3 separate regions of the Mus musculus genome follow, and all the other regions are linked to region 2. The links are chromatin loops, found by intact Hi-C in ENCODE. Cell type or tissue: left cerebral cortex. All regions are shown on one strand.

Region 1 (2,500 bases), 260 kb before region 2:
GCAGCCTGCTGGCCATTACCGTTGACCGCTACCTTTCCCTGTACAATGCTCTCACTTACTACTCAGAGACAACGGTAACTCGGACTTATGTGATGCTGGCCTTGGTGTGGGTGGGTGCCCTGGGCCTGGGGCTGGTTCCCGTGCTGGCCTGGAACTGCCGGGATGGCCTGACCACGTGTGGTGTGGTCTATCCACTCTCCAAGAACCATCTGGTGGTTCTGGCCATCGCCTTCTTCATGGTGTTTGGCATCATGTTGCAGCTCTATGCCCAGATCTGCCGCATCGTCTGCCGCCATGCCCAGCAGATCGCCCTCCAACGACACCTGCTGCCTGCCTCTCACTACGTGGCCACCCGCAAGGGCATCGCCACATTGGCTGTGGTGCTTGGCGCCTTTGCTGCCTGTTGGTTGCCCTTCACTGTCTACTGCCTCCTGGGAGATGCCGACTCTCCCCGTCTCTACACCTATCTTACCCTGCTCCCAGCCACCTACAACTCCATGATCAACCCTGTCATCTACGCCTTTCGCAACCAAGATGTGCAGAAGGTGCTGTGGGCCATCTGCTGCTGCTGTTCCACTTCCAAGATTCCATTCCGGTCCCGGTCCCCTAGTGATGTCTAGTTTCATCCTGGTGAACCTGTGGCTTTGACTACTATAGAACTCCAGAGTGTTAGGTCCACCAGGGCTTAATTCCAATCCCCAGCTCCACGCCCTTAAGACCCAGCTGGTTCTGGAGTTCTAGGACGTTGGGTGTTTTAGGATCTTATTCAAGATTCCTGCGGGGGGCCCACCCCAGCTGACCGCGTGGCTCTAGAATGTTCCAGATGGTCAGGGTCCCACTCGGAAATGTCTCACAGCCCAAGTGGTTTGCAGTTCCAGAAGGCTGGGAATTTTACAGTACCATTCCAAGTCCTTGATCTTCCTTCCCAGAAACTTGACCTTGATCATGTCGCTTTTGAATTTCGAAGCTCCAGAGTCAGAGGTTAATCACTTAGTTGCCTAGATGAGAGAAAGATTTATCTCTATATATGTGGACATACAGAGAAGGTTTATTTATTTATTTATTATTTATTTATTTATAAATTTGCTTATGGGTGGTAAGGGGGAAAAAAGAGACCTACACCTAGAAATCTAGCTCATATCAGGGTATCCTCAGCCTCCATGACCCCATTTCTGACCTCAGTTTCCGAAGGGGGCGGGATGGAAAAAGAGAAACCACGTATTTTGTTATTTTTGCTTATTTTTTATCAGAGAAATCATAGAAACCAGAGCCTCCTCCCCAGGCCCGCACTGCTCGGGTTTGCAGGGAGAACACACCAGCCTCTGGTTTTTTATTTTTTTAAGAAGCCATCACCTGAGCAACCGAGAATTCCTCTGCGCTGAGGCCCGGCTTCCCTCTGGTGGCCATTTGGGGGAATTGCAAACCGACAAGGCAGTCGGGATTGTAAAATGCACCCCCATCTCTCACTCCAGCCTGGCTTTCAGCGCCACAGCCATGGCCTGGGGGCCAGGCCTTACCCTGAGGTGCCCGAGAGGAGGCGGGACAAGAGCCAGTACCCCCACCCCTCTGCCAATCGGGTTATGGCCCCCAGTGCATTCCTGTTCAGTCCCCAACCCTACTCAATAAAAAAAAAATGGTTTTTTTGGATAAATGCTTGTGTCTGTGCATTTGCATAGTGTGGAGTTGAGCCAGAATAGTGGGACCCATAATGCATCTGGGAAATTAGTATCCCTTGGACCAAATCCTGGACATCAACTTGCAAGAACCTCCCTATCCAGGGACGAGAACCAGGATACTCCTCTTAGTTTGAAGGTCCCCACAGCTTGTCCACAGTAGCCAGATCAGGGCTTAGGCATGCAGAACATGTTTGTACCATGCAAGTTCCCTTCACAGCAATAGCTGCCTTCCACTGTGTTTCCTCTGGGCTACATTGTGCTAAGGGTACATGCCTAGCTAGGATGGATGGCACAGGCTATCTGGTCTCCACCTTAAATGTATGAGAAAACTGCTGAGGTCATACAGCTAGAAATACAAGATAGTATTCAAACCTGGAACATCTGTTTCCAAAACCTGTCCTCAGTCTCCTGGACAATGACTTTTCCTGTTTGTTTGTTTGTTTCCTACCCTGGAGCTCAACCTTCTGGACCTTGCCTTATGTCCTTGGGATCAGTGGCCCACATTTGGGAGGTGGTCGCATTGGAGAGCTGGTGTTCGCAACTGGACACTGGAACTGCAGGGGCTTAGGAAGGGAGGAAGCTCATCGCAAGAGCAGAGGCAGCGTCAAGGGAAGCTCTGAGCTGGGGCCGTACACGCCTGCATTCTCTGTGTTGGAGAGGCAGAAGCCAGAGGAACATGAGGTACCAGGCCACCCTCAGCTACACATTAAGTTCAATTCCAGCCTAAGGCACTTAAACCCTAGCAACACCGTAGCAAGGGTGGAGAAACAAGAGTTAAGAGCTGCTTCTACAGAGGACCTGGGTTCAATTCCCACTACCCACAT
Region 2 (2,500 bases):
TGTTGACGCAGAGTTCCTGCTCCGGCAGGTAGGATGGCTCAGTGGGTAAAGACACGGGTGACCAAACCATAGTAGGAGGGAATGAGCTCCTGTGAGCTGTGCTCTGACCTCCAGAGGAGCGAGACAGTGGTGAGGCAGAGGCCCAGACACACACACACACACACACACACACACACAGACTTTGTGACACAGCCGTGTTGTGTCAGGAGTGGCAGCCCCCCTGCTCTCTGCTCAGGAAAGGTTCCAGCAGAGTTCTCTGTCCCTGACCTTGTTAAGGACGCAGGCTTCTCCATAGGTGTGACAGGAGACACAACCCTGGACAAACAAGCTGTATGCCTGTATGCGTAGGGCAAAGGCAGCCAAGTCGCCCAGCTTGGGCTGTGTGGTTATTTGCATGACCAGCCTGGCACTTCCTTGGTGCTGGCTACAGGGACGAGTCAGCTCAGTAAACAGATCCTGTAAGGATTGCGGCAAAGCTTCCATCTGGAATCATTTGTTTGTTCCGATAAAGAACCTCTGGATCTGGATCGAATCGCGTGTCCCGTGTTCTTGTGTCCGGGAGCTCACCAGCCCTCCCCTCCCCTCTCCTCTCCCCGCTCCTCCGCCCCACTCCCACCCCCACAGCCTCTGACAGGGCATTACGTCTTCTGCTTGCACAGTGGGTGCATGCAGTTGGGAACAAGCTGGGGTTTTGAGGCCGAGAACTTGGGGCTGGGTTTCTCTATCTGAGTTTCTGAGGTCAGGCACTGAAACCTGGGTACTTGTGGCTAGGTGCTTGGACTTGCTGTCTGTATGAGCAGACAGACCTGTTCCTGCCCCTGTCTCTTCCGGGTAGCTTCACATTAATGACGCTGTTTGTCCTGCCTGTCTATCTTAGGAGATGGCAGAGGCTGAAAGGCAAGAGAACGCTCTCCCTGGCCTCTTCGCCTGCCTTCCTGGGACCCTTCCCTCTCCTCACCGGGAGGCCTGGGCGTCCTAGTCTTCCACCCCTCCCCCCAGCCATCTGCTTAAAGGACGTGGCTCCTCAGTTCTTCACAGGAAGCCACAGGCCTCTTCTGCTTCAGCAACCTCCGCTGCTGCTGGCCCAGGCCCCTTTCCAGGTCAGCTTAGTAACGCCCGGTTCTCAGCATTTCCCTGTACCGCCAGCCAAGAAGCCTGGGTGGCGGTGGCGTGTTTCTCTCTTTCTCCTCTAAAACCTTATGGCTCTGTCGGGGGGTGGGGGTGGGAGGTGCATAGGCTGTGAACTTGAAGACAGACCTGATGGCAGAGAGGGTCCTGAATTGTGGAACTAGGGGTTTGGGAAGGAGAGCAGGAGGAAGGTCCTTCAGAGACCCTGGGAATGATCACTCCAGCGTCCAGGCTTCCTGCTGCAGAGCAGAAGCCGAGGTCCATTCATTTCAGTCTCGGAAGACTGTGGTGGAGACTGCCCCAGGGAGGGCTTTTAGTAATTGCGGAGCAGCTCAAGGATAATGAGGGCTGATGAAGTCTAGCCCGGGACTACAGTGCCACCTGGTGGTCATGTTCGTACACTGCACCATGAGATTGTGGCGCCAGCCTTAGGAGGGGCTGACTGTTAAAGGGTACCAGGGCCTGGAAGGAAACTCCCTAGATAAAGGGATTTGATGAAAGGTCAGGACTAAGTCAGCTGACATGGTATGCCTGTAGTCAAGTGCTGGAGGAGCCTGCGGCCGAATTGTTGAGCCGAGGAGTTCAAGGGCAGCCTGGTCAGCACAGCAAGAACTTGACTGCAAGGTGCTGGAGAGACGGCTCAGCAGTTGCTGCTCTTCCAGCAGACAGAGTTCCATTTAGTGACTCACAGTGACCTGCAGCTCCAGCTCCGCCCTCTTCCTGCCTCCCTGGCACACACCCATCTTTAAACCTTCAAGCTAAAAACAAAGACACATCCTCTAACGTCCACACTTGGGAATGACACTCTTGGTCTGGATGAGACTCCTTTAGCACCATTTGACAGACGAGAAACCTGAGGACCAGAGATGACCTTGACATTGTCTTACAGCAAGACAGTCAGAAACCGGGGTCTGAATTTATTTTATTCTATTTTATACTTGGGATGGAGCCCAGAGTCACTGAGGTCTAATTTGGGGCTCGTCTTAAGATGTAGCTCCAGAGTAAAAAGCATTCTCTGTTAGTTTCTAGTCACCCCCTTTGTGACCAAACATGGCACTGCCCAGCACCAACCCCACTTTAGTCACCAAAGTTGGCACTACAAGATGGCTTTTCCCCAAAATAAACTCTGCTCTGAAGCAAGAGGATCTGAGAAGGCCAGGGGTTACAGAGCGTGTGCGTTTGCTCAGCAGACACTTTAGAAGAGGAAGCCCAGGGGGCTGGAGAGATGACTTCTTGGTTACAAGAGCTCCCTGGTCTTCCAGGGGACCCGTTAAGTTCCTAGACCTCACATCAGGGAGTTAACAACTGTCTGGAACTATAACTTTTCTAAACCGCACACATGCACACACTTAAAAACAAAATCTCATAACTG
Region 3 (2,500 bases), 59 kb before region 2:
TTAAAGATTTATTTATCTATTATATGTAAGTACACTGTAGCTGTCTTCAGACACTCCAGAAGAAGGAGTCAGATCTTTTTACAGATGGTTGTGAGCCACCATGTGGTTGCTGGGATTTGAACTCTGGACCTTCAGAAGAGCAGTCGGGTGCTCTTACCCACTGAGCCATCTCACCAGCCCTGCTGTTCTTACATAATGAAGAGCAGCCAGTGCTCTTAACTGCTAAGCCATCTCTCCAGTCCTAGTCGCTTGTCTTTGTCTCTTGTTTCATTGGTGTTTTTAGACAGTTTTACTATGTAGTTTATGTAGTCCTGGATTGGCCCGGAACGAAAAAAGAGCAGCCTGCCTCTGTCTCTCAGAGCGCTGGAACTAAAGCTGCCTATCTGACTGTGTTTATTTTCTTGTTTCCTCTGAAAAGGACTTGCCCAGGGCTATTGTAGTAGTTCATGCCTTTAGTCCCAGAACATGGGAGGCAAAGGCAGGCAGATGTCTGTGAGCTTGAGGCCAACCTGGTCTACAGAGTAAATTCCTAGACAGCCAGACCGATATTGTGAAATCCTGTCATGTAAAAAAGAAAAAGAGGCTGGGCAGTGGTGGCGCACGCCTTTAATCACAGCACTTGGGAGGCAGAGGCAGGCAGATTTCTGAGTTCGAGGCCAGCCTGGTCTACAGAGTGAGTTCCAGGATAGCCATAGCTACACACAGAGAAACCCTGTCTTGAAAAACCAAAACCAAAAAAAAGATAAAAGGAAGGAAAAAAAAAAGGAAGAAAGAAAGAAACAAAAAAAGAAAAAAAAATTCCCGCCCAATTGATTTTGGATCCTCCTCTGATCTCCAACACATCCAAAACTGTCATCTTCTCCATCTTTCCTCTGAACTTGGTCACCATTAAACTTTGTGTATCTTGAAATGGGAATTGGAACCTGACACCCCACCATCCCACCCAGCAAAAAGTTTCCTTCATTTCTGGATGTAGTTCCTAGAGTGTCCACTAGGTGGAGGGCAAGCATCACTGCAAGGCCATCCAGGCCAAGTGCCTGATTAGGAATGGTTAAGGGGAGAAAGGCTTCCTAACTGTACCAGGAAAACACGTATAGGAGTGGACAGAGGATTCCTCCAGCTCAGTTTTGGAGCAGAGGGACTCAGAAAGGTCTCCTATGGTGTGTCGTGGATGCCCAGGCGATTTCTAGCTTTCTTTTTTCTTTTCTTTTCTTTTTTAATTTTGGTTTTTTCAAGTCAGGGTTTCACTGTGTAGCCCTGGATGTCCTGGAACTCACTCTGCAGACCAGACTGGCTTCGAACTCAGAAATCCGCCTGCCTCTGCCTCCAGAGTGCTGGAATTAAAGGTGTGTGCCACCACTGCCTGGCTTTCTTTCTTTCTTTTTTTTTTTAAAGATTTGTTTTATTTATGAGTACACTGTAGCTGTCTTAAGACACACCAGAAGAGGGCATCCAATCACATTACAGATGGTTGTGAGCCACGATGTGGTTGCAGGGAATTGAACTCAGGACCTCTGGAAGAGTAGTCGGTAGCTGGGTGTGGTGGCACACGCCTTTAATCCTTATTCTGCCCTGGTTCATCTAAGCTCGCTGCCATCCCATATGTAGTTCTTTGCATTTGCCTGAGTCTCCCTCGGCTATACCTCAGGGCCTTTGCACGTGCTACTCTTTCAACCGGGATGACCTCATTCTCCTGTTTCCTCAGAGCCAATTCATTCCACATACTCTAAGAAATCTCCATGGGCGCCTACACTGGCCTCGCTGCTGTGTGTTGTAATGGTTTACTGTCATGTTTTCTGGACAAGACCAGCCTAGTGGAGACAACACTAAATGCATACAGAAACAGGAGGACTTTGAGTTCAAGGCCAGCATGGACTACATAGACCAGGTCCATCTCAAAACAACAACGACAGCAACAACAACAAAGAAAGAACAACGCCCATTAAAAACTACAAGCAGAGCAACACAAAAACAGGTGTATATGAAATTAACAAATGACTAAGTTGGTGGGTTATTTAATTTTTACTTATGTGTGTGTGTGTATGTATGTATGCATGCATGCATGCATGCATGAGTTAATATGCACATGTTAGTGTCCTCAGAGGCCAGGGAACATTGAACCCCATGAAATAGTTTCAAGTAGCTGTGAGCTTCCAGATGTGGGTGCTCTGAATTGAACCCAGGTCCTCTACAAGAGTGGTAAGGACCCTTAAACATTGAGCCACCTCTCTAGTCCCAATTGAGTGCAATCAGCAAGTACGGAGACACCTGTATCCACAGCCTCGCTGCATCAGTATTAGATTTTGTCCTACAGCTCTATCATGTGTGCCAGTGGAACACACGAGTGAGTCCTAGAGTTCAAACCCAGACTCTATCATCTCACGGAATGACCTTGGGTGAGGGTCAGAACCTTCATTTTCTTCTCTGTAAATGGCTATAATCTCCCATTGCTGCAGAGCCTAGTGGTGAAGATCAAATTAGACCACGCAAGCGAAACATC

The links. A loop is a pair of places that touch in the nucleus more often than their neighbours do. Peaks named below come from ENCODE experiments on the same cell type or tissue, not always from the same donor. Only the 100,000 strongest peaks of a DNase experiment are listed, where the experiment ranks them.
Region 1: a loop joins it to region 2, with 2.9 times the contacts of the local background. A loop is called at or near these places in 15 of 42 quality-filtered maps.
Region 3: it touches region 2 in a loop (10-fold over the local background); 38 of 42 quality-filtered maps call a loop at or near these places.

Annotation. Positions count from the first base shown.
Region 1 is chr4:133,208,487-133,210,986 of GRCm38, reverse strand. It overlaps Gpr3 (G-protein coupled receptor 3), which reads left to right. Exons shown (of 2, transcript NM_008154.3): 2 at 1-1,647. The coding sequence ends at 620. Among named protein-coding and RNA genes, the nearest start is that of Gpr3, 2.8 kb to the left of the region's middle. In left cerebral cortex, a CTCF peak has its summit at 1,391 (motif pointing left); DNase peaks (open chromatin) are centred at 580 and 1,381.
Region 2 is chr4:132,944,713-132,947,212 of GRCm38, reverse strand. No RefSeq gene overlaps it. Among named protein-coding and RNA genes, the nearest start is that of Gm36518, 15 kb to the left of the region's middle. In left cerebral cortex, a CTCF peak has its summit at 1,511 (motif pointing left); DNase peaks (open chromatin) are centred at 668, 953, 1,500 and 2,277; H3K4me3 peaks cover 383 bases; H3K27ac peaks cover 1,118 bases.
Region 3 is chr4:133,003,955-133,006,454 of GRCm38, reverse strand. Gm36599 (a long non-coding RNA gene) reads left to right here. Exons shown (of 3, transcript XR_390813.3): 2 at 1,706-1,975. Among named protein-coding and RNA genes, the nearest start is that of Gm36599, 2.9 kb to the left of the region's middle. In left cerebral cortex, a CTCF peak has its summit at 989 (motif pointing right); a DNase peak (open chromatin) is centred at 1,001.